2 separate regions of the Homo sapiens genome follow, and region 2 is linked to region 1. A link is a contact called in ENCODE Hi-C or POLR2A ChIA-PET data. All regions are on one chromosome and are shown on one strand. Each heading gives the region's core, a stretch centred on a gene start or an enhancer-like site at or near the end of the contact. The rest is flanking DNA. Distances are from core to core; before and after follow the strand shown. Region 1 holds the start of BABAM1 (BRISC and BRCA1 A complex member 1). Region 2 holds the start of C19orf44 (chromosome 19 open reading frame 44).

Evidence for each region. A loop is a pair of places that touch in the nucleus more often than their neighbours do. ChIA-PET counts read pairs that join two places held with the same protein, here RNA polymerase II (POLR2A). Pooled maps may share reads with other maps.
Region 2: a map with no recorded cell type shows a loop between it and region 1 (25-fold over the local background). The contact joins the promoter of C19orf44 here to the promoter of BABAM1 in region 1. A Hi-C loop is called at or near these places in 2 of 37 single-sample maps with no recorded cell type and 9 of 50 pooled maps. POLR2A ChIA-PET finds 5 or more read pairs at or near these places in 1 of 52 experiments (common myeloid progenitor, CD34-positive).

What each region holds. Positions count from the first base shown.
Region 1 is chr19:17,261,315-17,268,692 of GRCh38, forward strand. It overlaps BABAM1 (BRISC and BRCA1 A complex member 1), which reads left to right and starts at 6,129. Exons shown (of 9, transcript NM_014173.4): 1 at 6,129-6,213. It overlaps USHBP1 (USH1 protein network component harmonin binding protein 1), which reads right to left and starts at 3,431. Exons shown (of 13, transcript NM_031941.4): 1 at 3,357-3,431; 2 at 2,932-3,033; 3 at 2,688-2,836; 4 at 1,238-1,676. The coding sequence starts at 2,985. RefSeq lists enhancers at 96-697, 904-1,461, 5,179-5,638, 5,899-6,398, 5,906-6,617.
Region 2 is chr19:16,493,187-16,500,035 of GRCh38, forward strand. It overlaps C19orf44 (chromosome 19 open reading frame 44), which reads left to right and starts at 3,208. Exons shown (of 9, transcript NM_032207.4): 1 at 3,208-3,279. It overlaps CALR3 (calreticulin 3), which reads right to left and starts at 2,981. Exons shown (of 9, transcript NM_145046.5): 1 at 2,853-2,981; 2 at 2,565-2,666. The coding sequence starts at 2,943. RefSeq lists enhancers at 2,245-2,745, 2,746-3,246, 2,881-3,310.

The DNA.
Region 1 (7,378 bases), core at 4,879-7,378:
CTTTTTCTTTCTTTCTTTCTTTCTTTTTTTTTTTTTTTTGAGAAAGAGTTTTCTTCTGTCGCCCAGGCTGGAGTGCAATGGCGGGATCTCGGCTCACTGCAAGCTCCGCCTCCCGGGTTCACGCCATTCTCCTGCCTCAGCCTCCGGAGTAGCTGGGACTACAGGCACCCGCCACCACGCCGGCTAATTTTTTGTATTTTTAGTAGAGACGGGTTTTCACCGTGTTAGCCAGGATGGTCTCGATCTCCTGACCTCGTGATCTGTGCCTCGGCCTCCCAAAGTGCTGGGATTACAGGCGTGAGCCACCGTGCCCAGCATTATTATTATTTTTTTTTTTTTTTGAGACAGAGTCTCACTCCGTCACCCAGGCTGGAGTGCAGTGGTGAAATCTCGGCTCACTGCAACCTCCACCTCCTGGGATCAGGCGATTCTCGTGCCTTAGCCTCCCTGGTAGCTGCAGAATTGTGTCAAGCAATTCTCCTGCCTCAGCCTCCAGAGTAGCTGGGATTGCAGGCACGTGCCACCACACCTGGCTAATTTTTGTATTTTTAGTAAAGACAAGGTTTCACCATGTTGGCCAGGCTGGTCTCTAACTCCTGGCCTCAAGGGAGCCACCCACCTCGGCCTCCCAAAGTGCTGGTGTAGATTACAGGCATGAGCCACTGCACCCAGCCAACCTGGCTGATTTTTTTTTTTTTTTTTTTGAGACAGAGTCTCACTCTGTCCCCCAGGTTGGAGTGCATTGGCACGATCTCAGCTGACTGCCATCTCCATCACCCGGGTTCAAGTGATTCTCCTGCTTCAGCCTCCTGAGTAGCTGGGATTACAGGCCTATGCCACCGCACCCGGCTAATTTTTTTTTGTATTTTTAGTAGAGATGGGGTTTGACCATGTTGGCCAAGCTGGCCTTGAACTCCTGACTTTGTGATCCACCCACCTCAGCCTCCCAAAGTGCTGGGATTACAGGTGTGAGCCACTGTGCCTGGCCAACCTGGCTGATTTTTAATTTTTTTGCAGAGGTGGCAGTCTTGCTGTGTTGCTGAGGCTGGTCTTGAACTCCTGGCCTCAAAGGATCCTCCTGCCTCCACCTCCCAAAGTGCTGGGATTATAGGTGTCAGCCACCACACCCAGCCTTAAAAGGTTTTTTGAATGAACAAATGAATGAATATTGCCTACATCAGGCCCACCTCCTCCCTCAGACAGAGAGCCACATGGGACTCAGGATGGCCCCACTCACCTCTTTCTGCAGCGTCTCCTTCTCAGCTCGGATGGCCTCCAGGGAGGCCTGCGTGCGGACCAGCTCATCCTCTCGGCTACTCAGGGCCAGCCGGAGCCAGGCATTCCTCTCGGCCAGGCGAGCTGCCTCTCGCTGGCAGCTCCCTGCCCCTTCCTGCTTCCCAAGGGAACCTGCTCCCCCTTCGCTTGTGCCTTCGAACTCCATCGGCCCAGAATGGCTGGGGGGCTGGTGGCGCCAGGCTGCAGCCGCTGCCTCCAGGGAGCTCAGAGTGTGCTGGAGGGTCTGAAACACATCGGGGGCCCCATTCCCAGGGGGCACAGTCTCCTTGTACTGTAGGGCTGCTTCTGGGGCTTGGTGGGCTTCCACTGCAGGTTTGTGGGGCACTTCGGGGGCTGAGGCCAGTTCCCTGCCAGAGCCCCCATCCATCTTCTTGTCAGTCCTGTGGACACCAACTCAGGCACTTGAGTCACTCCATGCTGGGCAAGGAATTCTTTTTTATTTTTTGAGACGGAGTCTCACTCTGTTGCCCAGCCTGGAGTGCAGTGGCGCGATCTCGGCTCACTGCAACCTCCACCTCCTGGGTTCAAGTGATTCTCCTGCCTCGGTCCCCCAAGTAGCTGGGATTACAGGCTCCCACCACCACGCCTGGCTAATTTTTGTATTTTTAGTAGAGACAGGGTTTCACCATGTTGGCTAGGCTGGTGTCAAACTCCTGACCTCAGGTGATCCGCCCAACTCGGCCTCCCAAAGTGCTGGGATTATAGGCATGAGCCACCATGCTCGGCCCTGGGCAGGGAATTCTGAGGGCTTAAACTTCATGGTCTTGGGGAGGTGTGAGCGGAGCAGGGAGTTGGCAAGAGCTGCGTGTTCTGGGACTGGCATCCCAGGGTGAGACTGGGAGGCTGTGAATTCAAGGAAGAGGCTAGATAGAGGTGGTGAAGAAGTTGGAGGGGAGACCTGGAGCTGAGAAACAGAGTGAAGTTGGACTGTGACGGGCACTGGGAAAGGCCTGAAGGTGAGAGACAGAAGTTTCTGGAAATAGGGTCTTCTGGGGCGGCGGCTTACACTTGTAATCCCAGCACTTTTGGAGGCCAAAGTTGGGGGATCACTTAAGGGCAGGAGTTCAAGACCAGCCTGGCTAATGTGGCCTGTCTCACTAAAAATGCAAAACTTAGCCGGATGTGGTGGCGCACACCTGTAATCCCAACTACTCAGGAAGCTGAGGCTCCCGCTTGAACCGGGAGGCAGGGGTTGCTGTGAGCCGAGATTGTGCCACTGCACTGCACTACAGCCTGGGTGACACAGCAAGACTCAAAAAAAAAAGAAAGTCAGGCTGAAGGCAATAGGGAGCTATGGTAGGTGTGTGAGCAGAGCAGGCACATCAGCAGATCTGTGGATGGCAAAGATGCGTCTGGACTGGAGTGAAGGGCACAGACCAAGCGGGTCTTACCTGCTTCCTAGGCCTTGGCCACTGACCTCCTCCATGGGGCCCAGCTGCTCCAGCCCGGAGCTCACCGGAGGTGGGGCAAAGCTGGGCTTGGAGCTCCCACTGGCTGCCTCGACCTCCTCTGAACTCTCAGCCACGGGATCCAGTTCACCCTGCAAATGACCCCCGGGGCCCTGCTCTGAGCCAGGCAGGACAGGACCTTGGGGTCCCCAGGATCTGGGTGTGGAGGGGAGAGGGTGACACTTACGGGTGGAGCATGCCTCCCTCGCCGGCTTCGGGGCCGCGTGGCCCGGGCACTCATTGCTGTCCAGAAGCCAGTGCCCTCTGAATGCTTCTCCTTCGTCAACCCCTAAAACCACAGCCTGCCATGAGCTCTTGCCTTTGTTGTCCTGGACAAAGGACAACCTCAATTTCCTCTGCTGTGAAATGGGGCACTGACTACCCCTCAGGAAGGGATTTTGTTATCAATGTTGATTGGGCAGATTTGAATGCCTCCCTGGACAGGGAGCTCACTACCTAAGAAGGTTGTCCTGATCTCCCCCTTCTTCTCTGCCTTCTTTACCTTCACTACGTCTTTGTCCACTTTCCTCCTCTATTTGAGCCTGGGAATGCGATCTCAAGAATTCCCTCTCCTCCCCGGCCCTCCTAAATGAGAGGTTCAGCTCTCTCTACCTCTCTGATCCTCTGGGGGTAACTTGATCAGAGGCCTGAGTCCCGGGACACTCTGTTGGGGTCACTCTGACCACTGCCTGTTCAGGCCTGGGCTGGCCAAGCCTGGCCTGGGAGGGGCTGGGAAACAGGAAACCCCCTCCCCTGGTCACGTGACTTGTTATTGTGTTGTTTCCTTCTCGGGGACAGCGGCTTCCTGCAGCCCTAGCGGGGCACACATACCTGACTCCCAAGGTTTCAGCCCCTCCTCTTCTCAGCCTCCAAACTCATGGCCCTTCTAGCTCTGACTCTTGGATTTTATTTCTCAAGAGCTAGAATGGGCCGAGCACCATGGCTCACACCTGTAATCCCAGCACTCTGGGAAGCTGAGGAAGACAGATCGCTTGAGTCCAAGAGTTTAAGACAAGCCTGGGCAACATGGCGAGACCCCCGTCTTTACAAAAAATATAAAAATTAGCCAGGAGTAGTGGCGTACGCTTGTAGTCCCAGCTACTCAGGAGGCTGAGGTGGGAGGATTGCTTAACACCTGGAAGTTGAGGCTGCAGTGAGCCGTGGTCACGTCACTGCACTCCATTCTGGGTAATAAGGCAAGACCCTGTCTCAAAAAGAAAGAAAAAAAAAGAGCTAGAATGTTCCCGTGAGCTGATGGTTTTTATTTGGCTCCCCTGTGAACTTTTCTTCTCTGCCTGTCTCTTCATTGTGGGCTGACAGTTCTCTTTTTTTTGAGATGGAGTCTTGCTCTGTCGCCTAGGCTAGAGTGCAGTGGCGCAACCTTGGCTCATTGCAACCTCCACCTCCTGGGTTCAAGAAATTCTCCTGCCTCAGCCTCCCGAGTAGCTGGGATTACAAGTGCCCACCACAATGCCCAGCTAATTTTTGTATTTTTAGTAGAGACAGGGTTTCACCATGCTGACCAGGCTGGTCTCGAACTCCTGACCTCAAGTGATCTGCCAGCCTCGGCCTCCCAAAGTGCTGGGATTACAGGCGTGAGCCACCGCACCCGGCTAGGGATGGGTTTTTCCCATGTTGGCGAGGCTGGTCTTAAACTCCTGACCTCAGGTGATCCACTCACCTCAGCCTCCCAAAGTGTTGGGATTACAGGCATGAGCCACCGACCCCACCAGCCCCAGAAACATTTAAGAGCCACTTGAAGCCTCAGTTTATTTATTTATTTTATTTTATTAGATGGAATCTTGTTCTGCCACGCAGGCTGGAGTGCAGTGGTGCGATCTCGGCTCACTGCAACCTCCACCTCCTGGGTTCAAGCAATTCTTCTGCCTCAGCCTTCTGAGTAGCTGTGATTATAGGTGCGCGCCACCACACCCAGCTAATTTTTTGTATTTTTAGTAGAGACGGGGTTTCACCATATTGGCCAGGCTGATCTCTAACTCCTGACCTCGTGATCCACCCACCTCAGCCTCCCAAAATGCTGGGATTATAGGTGTGAGCCACTGCCCCCAACTCCTCAGTTGTTTTTTTTTTTTTGAGGGTCAAAGAAGCCGGCCACATTGGCCAGGCTCTAATTCGAGAATAGCCGGAGGGGCTGTGTAAGGTGAGCTTTGAAGCATAAAGAACTTGCCAGAAAAGCAACAGGAGGAACAGCATTCCAGGCAGAAGGAACTTCCTGGGCAAAGGCTTAGAGCCTTCAAAGAGCCGCTCTAGGTGACACAGCGAGACTCCATCTCAAAAAAACAAAAACAAAAACGAAAAAAAAAAACACAACAAAAACCCAGCTCTACTAAAAATACTATATATATCTCAGCCGGGCCTGGTGGTGCATGCCTGTAATCCCAGCTACTTGGGAGGCTGAGGCAGGAGAATTGCTCGATCCCTGGAGGTGGAGGTTGCAGTGAGCCGAGATTGAGCCACTGCACTCCAGCCTGGGCGACAGAGCAAGACTCTTGTCTCAAAAAAATAAAAATAAATAAATAAATACTTCTGGGGCTAAGGGGGAAGTGTGCACTAAGAAGACAACGGCAGCCTGGGCGACAGAGTGAGACTCCATCTAAAAAATAAAAATAAAAAAAAAAGGAAGGAAGCCTAGGGTAGTCTGATGCGGTGGTCCTCGCCTGTAGTCCCAGCTACTTGAGCGATCGCTTGGCTGTAGTGACTAGCCATGATCGCGTGACTGCAGTCTAGTTTGGGCGACAGAGCGATACCCTGTCTCTAAAAATAAGAAAAAAAAAAGCCATGAAAAAAGAGGTAGGCTTGAAATAGGCCCGACTTAGCTTCGCTCCACCTACAGTGACCCAATAAGACCAGAGTAAGTATTTTTTGATTCATGCAAATATATGTAAAATAAGGAACAAGAATTAAGTAATTGGGAAGGGCCCTGGATGCTCAGGCCACACCCACATGGGAATACCTGCCCCACATGGAGGCTCAGGCCAGCTCCACCAATCACCAATCAGCTCCTCCTCTTTCCCTAAATCGGCCTTCTCCGTCCCTCTTAGCCTATCACATTGCAAGCTCCACCTCTATTCCACGTTTCAGCCTATCACGGTAGAAGCACTGACTATTGTAGTCTGATTCGGCCAAAAACAAAAATTCACTAATTTTTTTAATCCAATCACATTTCATACTTTGCTCCAGTGTAGCCAATCACATTCCAGGTCCCGCCGCACCCAGCTCCAGGCAGCTCTCACTCCAAACCCCACCCCCAACCCAGTTTCAGCCTATCAGTTTCCAAGTTCTTTCTAGCCTCAACCAGTTTCTGTCTCTGCTTGTTCTGCAGCCCGCTGAACTACATTTCCCAGGAGGCGTCGGGGCTGCGCCGTACAACTTCCGGCTGTAAAGATGGCGGCTTCCTAGTGAGTCGGCGGCTGATTTAGAAGGAGGTTCAGGCTACGGTGAGCCGAAGGTGGGTGGTGAAAGCGTGTGGGGCCCGTTCCTAGGGGCCCAGCTCCCTTTGCCCCAAGAGATCCAGCTCCTCGCCTTTCCTGGGGCTTCCGCCTTTATTTCTGGTTTCTCCTGCAGTGTAGCCTCCATCCTTCTTGCTGCCGCTAAAGCCTTGTTTTTCTTAGAGGTGTGGGGACTGCAAGGCGCTCAAAGACCATCTTGGGAAGCCCGTGCCTATTTCCCAGATAGACAAACTGCTCCATTCGCGTCCTGTTTCTCTCCAAGGGGAACCACAGTACTAATATTTTGCTTCTCCCTCATGCAGACACCCGCTAGGGACGAGGGTGTCCTAGAGGTTATTATTCCCTTATTCACCAAGACATTTTCAGTTTTAGGTAACAGAAAACCCTACTCAATCTGGCTTAAGGAAGAAAAGGAAGTTGGTGGCTTATAGATTGGGTCTAACAGGAGCTGGGTCCAGGTGGTCAGAATTCGATCTGCAGTTTTCTCGGTGGAGACCATTTCGCTTTTTACCGAGGCAAAAGGGGCCCCTCACAGCTCTCAACTTTATTCTACCAGCTCTGCAACTCTAATGAGAGTCTCTTTTCCTTGATGACACTGCTAGAAGTTGCAGAGCTGCCACTCAATGGCCTGATTTGGGTCATGTGCCCATCCCTGAGCCATTTTCAGTGGCCAGAGAGCTGGGATGTGCTCACTGGCCGAGTAGGGGCATGGGGCTAGCACTACGTTAAAAAAAAAAAGAGGAAAAAAGAGGGGGGACTGTTATCTTATGTCGGAGTGGCTGCTCGGCTGAGAGGTGTAAAAGGCAGCCATTCTGCAGCTGAGGAAAGTGACTCCCTAAGAGGAGTGACTCATCATCAGTAAGCGGCTCATCGCCCCTCTTCCTTCTTAGTAACCAATCTTTTTTTTTTTTTTTTTTTTGAGACGGAGTTTCGCTCTTTTTGCCCAGGATGGAGTGCAGTGGCGGGATCTCGGCTCACCGCAGCCTCCCCTCCCGGGTTCAAGCGATTCTCCTGCCTCAGCCTCCCGAGTAGCTGGGATTATCCGCATGCGCCACCACGCCCGGCTAATTTTGTATTTTTAGTTGAGACGGGGTTTCTCCATGTTGGTCAGGCTGGTCTCGAACTTCCAACCTCAGGTGATCCACCTGCCTCGGCCTCCCAAAG
Region 2 (6,849 bases), core at 1,958-4,457, 770 kb before region 1:
TCCTCTATTTGTGACCACTGACCTTAGTTACAGATTAACTGCCTCCAGGACTGACCTGTACCTAACTCAGACCAGATGGCACAAAAGATGCCGTGACTGTTACATCTTCAGGGTGAAATGTTAAATATACCTTCTCAAAAGAAAAAGACCACCTTGACTAATGGGATCATGGTCATTATCTATCAAGCCTTGCCTAGAAAGATGCTGAAATTCTGTTAAGCTTCTCTAAACTTTGTCTATACAAATGATCCCAAACTTCTACACTTCAGAACACTGACTTCTATTCTTTGGGATCTGTGTTTTCCACACAGTTGTCCTTAAACTTTGAGCTTGAATTAGCTCTCTTGAAGCTAGAATTTTTTTTTTTTTTTTTTTTTTTTTGAGACAGAGTCTTGCTCTGTTGCCCAGGCTGGAGTGTAGTGGCACGATCTCGACTCACTGCAACCTCCGCCTCTCGGGTTCATGTGATTCTCCTGCCTCAATCTCTCAAGTAGCTGGGACTACAGGCCTATGCCACCATGCTCGGCTAATATTTGTATATATATATATTTTTTTTCTTGAGACAGAGTCTTGCTCGGTTATCCAGGCTGGAGTGCAGTGGCATGATCTTGGCTCCCTGCAACCTCCGCCTCCTGGGTTCAAGTGATTCTCCTGCCTCAGCCTCTGAAGTAGGTGAGATTATAGATGTGTGCCACCATGCCCAGCTAATTTTTGTATTTTTAATAGAGACGGAGTTTCGCCATGTTGGCCGGGCTGGTCTCAACCTCAAGTGATTCGCTTGCCTTATCTTGACCTGCCTGTACAAAAGTAAAAGCTCATTGTGTTGTACCCTGAAGAATGTGCAGGCGACAAGATGTAATGTTTATCTCTGTATTTTTTTCTTTTATTTTTTGAAATGGAGTCTCATTCTGTCACCCAGGCTGGAGTGCAGTGGTACAATCTCAGTTCACTGCAACCTCTGCCTCCTGGGTACAAACGATTCTTCTGCCTCAGCCTCCCAATTAGCTGGGATTATAGTTGTGCGCCACCACACTTGGCTAACTTTTTTGTATTTTTGTGGAGACAGGGTTTCACCATGGTGACCAGGCTGGTCTCAAACTCCTGACTTCAAGTAATCCGCCTGCCTTGGCCTCCCAACATGCTGGGATTACAGGCGTGAGCCACCGTGCCTGACCATATTTTTCTTTTTTTTTGAGATGGAGTCTCACTCTGTCACTGAGGCTGGAGTGCAGGGGCATGATCTCTGCTCACTGCAACCTCTGCCTCCCGGGTTCAAGTGATTCTTCTGCCTCAGCCTCCCGAGTAGCTGGGACTACAGGCATGAGCCACCACACCCAGCTAATTTTTGTATTTTTAGTAGAGACAGGGTGTCACCGTATTGGCCAGACTGGTTTTGAACTCCTGACCTCATGATCCGCTCGCCTAAGGCCTCCCAAAGTGCTGGGATTACAGGCATGAGCCACCGCGCCTGGCCTATTTTTCTTTTTAATACGAAAATTAAAATGAGAAAAAGTACCCACTAACCTTTTCCTTCTGAGGGGCATGGCCCTTGATCCTCAAATGCACTTGACTAGTGTCTATTAAGAGGGGCAATTTTGGTAATGCCTACTAATAACACATTCATATAAATATAATCCAAAGAAGGTTAAATACCATTGCATATTTGACAGTGCTTCAAGTATGATTTTATTATACCAAATAAGCTGAATATGTCTCCTTGGACTTCAGGGGACCTAATACCAATAAAAGTAATAATAATGATAATAGGCCAAGCACCATGGCTCACGCCTATAATCCCAGCACTTTAGGAGGCCGAGGCAGGTGGATTACTTAAGGCCAGGAGTTTGAGTCCAGCCTGGGCAATGTGGTGAAACTCTGTCTCTAAAAAAATTAGCAGGGCATGGTGGCGCACGCTTGTAATCGCAGCTCCTCAGAAGCCTGAAGCAAGAGAATCACTTGAACCCGGGAGACGGAGGTTTGAGTGAGCCAAGATCGTGCCACTGCACTCTAGCCTAGGCGACAGAGCGAGACTCCTACTACCAAAAAAAAAAAAAAAAAAAAAAAGGAATCTTTGGCAATAAAGAAAGGAGAGAGGAGGCTGGATGTTGTGGCTCATGCCTGTAATCCCAGCACTTTGGGAGGCCAAGGTGGGTGGATCATGAGGTCAGGAGTTCGAGACCAGCCTGGCCAACGTGGACCCTGTCTCTACTAAAAGTACAAAAATTAGCCGGTCATGGTGGCGCGCGCCTGTAGTCTCAGCTACTCGGGAGGCTGAGGCAGGAGAATTGCTTGAACCCGGGAGGTGGAAGTTGCAGTGAGCCGAAATCGCGCCACTGCACTCCAGCCTGGGCAACAGAGCAAGGCTCCGTCTCAAAAAAAAAAAAAAAAAAAAAGGAGAGAAGAAACAAAAAAACAAGGAAAGGAGCCCCTTAAGTTCTACCTTTGCCTTAATGTCTTCATCTGTAAAACGGGAATAAAAGCGTTTTGGCTGTGCCACAACTACCTAGAGAGGTTGCTATGGAAATGTAACATTAGGCTCAATTTGGTCCTGATTCTACACTAACCTTTATCTTTCTCTTTATGACCATAAAACTTGCCCGACGAAAGTCTAAAATGCCCAAATCGGGAGTCATTGGTGGACTGCAACCATCGGTTTCTCCAATGCTCTGTGGGGAAGGGGAAATAACACCGGTTAGAGGTGATAATGGTTAATTTGGGCTAAGGGAAGGGTGAAGGGGACCCTCGAGGATTCGAGGGTTCGCTGCCGTGGACCCCGTGGCGACTCTGGCCAGCCTTAGGGGGCGGAGATGGGGGAGCTTACACCTCCGCCACCACGGGCGTGGCCCCTTCACCTCCGTCTAGAAATTCCTCTTGGAAATAGACGGTAGCCAGCGCCACTCGCAGCATGCATATGGCCCAGAGCTGGACCAAAGCCCGGGCCATGGGGGTGTGCACTGCGCTTCCGGTCGCCGCCACCCCTTAGCTCCCAGCTCTCTCTGCGGCTCTTCAGGCGCGTCCCGAAACTACAACTCCCGTCACAACTCGCGATTATGACCTGAGGGTCCCATTGGTCGCTGCGGCGCGGGGCACGTTGGGCCCGCCCCGGAACTACCGCTCCCATGACACCCCGCGATTGTGATTCGGGGCGCCATTGGTCTGCGGGGCGCGGTGCTTCCCGGGAGATGTAGTCTCTTCTGCTCTGGCTCTGTTGCCCAGGGCAACCGCTCCTTCAGGCGTGAATGTGGCGGCTGCCTCTGCGAATGGACGGCGTGGGAAGAGGTCGGCAGGGCTGGTGGGGAGGTGACCTAGCTGGGCGTCCGGGCTCGCGAGGGGGATACGGGGAAATGGGGCCTTCTCCGGGGCTGAGCTGGTTGGGCCGCTGCAGGATGGTCCCGCGCCTCAGTTTCCCTGTCTGGGGTCTATTGGAGCATGGTCCTGCGCGGGTCGCTTCATAGCTGGGGAGAAGAGCAGGATGGTCTCAGGGGCGCCAGGGTTTTCAAGTTTTGGTTTGTTGATTTGTAACAACTTTATTGAGCCTTCATTTACATACCATAGTGTTCGCCACTTTTAAGCTGACGACTCCGTTATTTTTAGTAAATCTACAAAGTTGTGAAGCCGTCGCCACCATCCAGCTCATCCAGCTTTAGAACTTTGCGTCAGGCCGGGCGCGGTGATTCACGCCTGGAATCCCAGCACTTTGGGAGGCAGAGGCGGGAGGATCACTTGAGGCCAGGAGATCCAGACCAGCCTGGGCAACCTGGCGAGACCCCATCTCTAAAAAAGATAAAAATAAAAAATTAGCCAGGTGTAGTGGCACGCGCCTGTAGTCCCAGCTACTCAGGATGTTGAGGCAGGAGGGAGGATTGCTTGTGTCCAGGAGGTCAAGGGCTGCTGTGAGCTGTGATCATGCCACTGCACTCCGGCTAATTTTTTGTATTTTTAGTAGAGATGGGGTTTCACCATGTTTGCCACGCTGGTCTCGAACTCCTGACCTCACGTAATCTGCCAGCCTTGGCCTCCCAAAGTGCTGGGATTATAGGCGTGAGTCACAGCACCGGCCCGATCTGCTTTCTGAGTTTATTGGTTTGCCTTTTCTTGACAGTTCTTACAAATGAAATGATAGGGTGTGTGGAGTTTAGTGTCTGGCTACTTTCTTTTTTCTTTCCTTTTTTTTTTTTTTTTGAGACAGATTCTCGCTCTGTTACTTAGGCTGAAGTGCAATGGTGCGATCTCGGCTCACTGCGAACTCCGCCTCCCAGGTTCAAGCAATTCTCCTGTCTCAGCGTCCTGAGTATTTGGGATTACAGGCGCATGACACCACGCCCCGCTAATTTTTGTATTGTTAGTAGAGACGGGGTTTTACCATGTGTGTCAGGCTGGTCTCGATCTCCTGACCTCGTGATCCGCCCGCCTTAGCCTCCCAAAGTGCTGGGATTACAGGCGTGAGCCACTGCGCCCGGCTTGGCTACTTTCCCTTAGCGTGATGTATTTGAGATTCCTGCGTGCTGTTATATTAGTATTTGTTTTTTAAATTGCTGAACTGTATTACACTGTATGGATGGACCATAGTTTGTAATCCATTCACTAATTAATGGATAGTTACATTGTTTTCCGTTTTAGTCTACTAGGAGTAATAAATATTATGGGGCCAGGTATGATGATGTGGGATTGTAATCTCAGCATTTTGGGAGGCTGAGGCTGCGGATCTCTAGAACCCCAGGAATCTGAGAACAGCCTGGGCAACACAGTGAGACCTTGTTTCTACAAAAAGTTAGCTAGGCATGGCAATGTGTGTCTGTAGTCCCAGCTACCCAGGAAGCTGAGGTGGGAGGATCGCGTGACCCCGGGAGGTCGAGGCTGTAGTGAGCCATGATAACACCACTGCACTCAGCCTGGGCAACAGAGTGAGAGCCTGTCTCAAAACAAAACAAAACTATTACGAACATTTGCATACATTTGCATTTCTCTTGGGCCACATGGGAGTGGAATCCCTGGATCACATGGTAACTCTATGTCTAACCTTTTGAGGAACCAACTGTTTTCCACATTGAGGACTACATAATTTTACAATTCCCCCAACAACATATGAGGGTTCCAATTTCTTTATTTTTTTTAGAGATAGGGTCTTGCCCTATCATCCGGGCTGGAGTCCAGTGGCACGATCATAGCTCACTGCAGCCTCAAACTCCTGGGCTCAAGCAATCCTCCCACCTCAGCCTCCCGAGTAACTGGGACTACAGGTGTGTGCCATCAGACCCAGCTAATTTTTTCATTTTTTGTAGAGATGGAGTCTCCCTATGTTGCCCAGGCTGGTCTCGAACTCATGGGTTCAAACAGTCCTCCCATCCTGGCCTCCCACAGTGCTGGGATTACAGGTGTGAGCCACTGTGGGCTTCAATCTGTTCACTTCCTCACTGACACTTGTTACGTGTATTTTTGATTATAGCCATGCTAGGGGATGTGAAGTAGTAGCTCCTCATGGTTTTTTTCTTTTTTTTTTTTGAGACGGAGTCTCTCTCTTTTGCCCAGGCTGGAGTGCAATGGCGCGATCTCGGTTCACTGCAAGCTCTGCCTCCTGGGTTCATGCCATTCTCCTGCCTCGGCCTCCTGAGTAGCTGGGACTACAGGCGCCCACCACCGCGCCCGGCTAATTTTTTGTGTTTTTAGTAGAGACGGGGTTTCACTGTGTTAGCCAGGATGGTCTCTATCTCCTGACCTCATGATCCGCCCACCTCGGCCTCCCAAAGTGCTGGGATTACAGGCGTGAGCCACCACGCCTAGTCTGTTACTGGCATTTAAATGTTACTGAGCACTTTTTCATGTCCCACACAGAATATATAGGAATCCTATGAGGGTAGTAATTGTTATTTTTACAGATGAGCAGGCTGACACAGAGCGATTAAGTAACTTGCCCGGGGTCACACAGACCAGGAAGTCTGCATTATTTCTGCCAGGCATATTTTTCTGTTCTCTGACCCCTGTGGTCAGTCCTGTGCTGGGCACTCCTAGTACAGGGTAGTTAAGATAGGAACAAGCAAACAAGTTTATTCGGGAAACAGATTGTTAATAGGAATCATAATTCATTCTTGTATAGAATCTTTTTTTTTTCTTTTTTTTTGAGACGGAGTTTTACTCTGTCACCCAGGCTGGAGTGCAGTGGCGCAGTCTCGGCTCACTGCAAGCTCCGCCTCCCGGGTTCATGCCATTCTCCTGCCTCAGCCTCCGGAGTAGCTGGGACTACAGGCGCCCGCCACCACGCCCGGCTAATTTTTTTGTATTTTTAGTAGAGACGGGGTTTCACCGTGGTCTCGATCTCCTGACCTCGTGATCCACCCGCCTTGGCCTCCCAAAGTGCTGGGATTACGGGCATGAGCCACCGCACCCGGCCTGTAGTTTTTCATCTTTTAAAGTCTTTGTAATCTTCGGAAGCCTTTGTAAGTCTTGCAGTGGGTTGTTCATACTCTTTCAGGGGTATATGGGAACTCTGAGAATATGATGAAAGCTCTGATATTTCTACCTAGAAAAATATACACATACGGTAAAGATTTGCTGGCCTGCTGGGGAGCTGTGCCTGTCCATAGCCCCCCTCTTTCCCAGGGTAGCGGTTCTTCTTTTTTTTTTGAGACAGAGTCTCGCTCTGTCGTCCAGGCTGGAGTGCAGTGGTGTGATCTCGGCTCACTGCAACCTCCACCTCCCGGGTTCAAGCGATTCTCCTGCCTCAGCTTCCTAAGTAGCTGGGACTACAGGTGGTGCCACCAGGCCCGGCTAATTTTTGTATTTTTAGTAGAGACGGGGTTTCACCATGTTGATCAGACTGGTCTTGAACTTATGACCTCGTGATCCACCCAC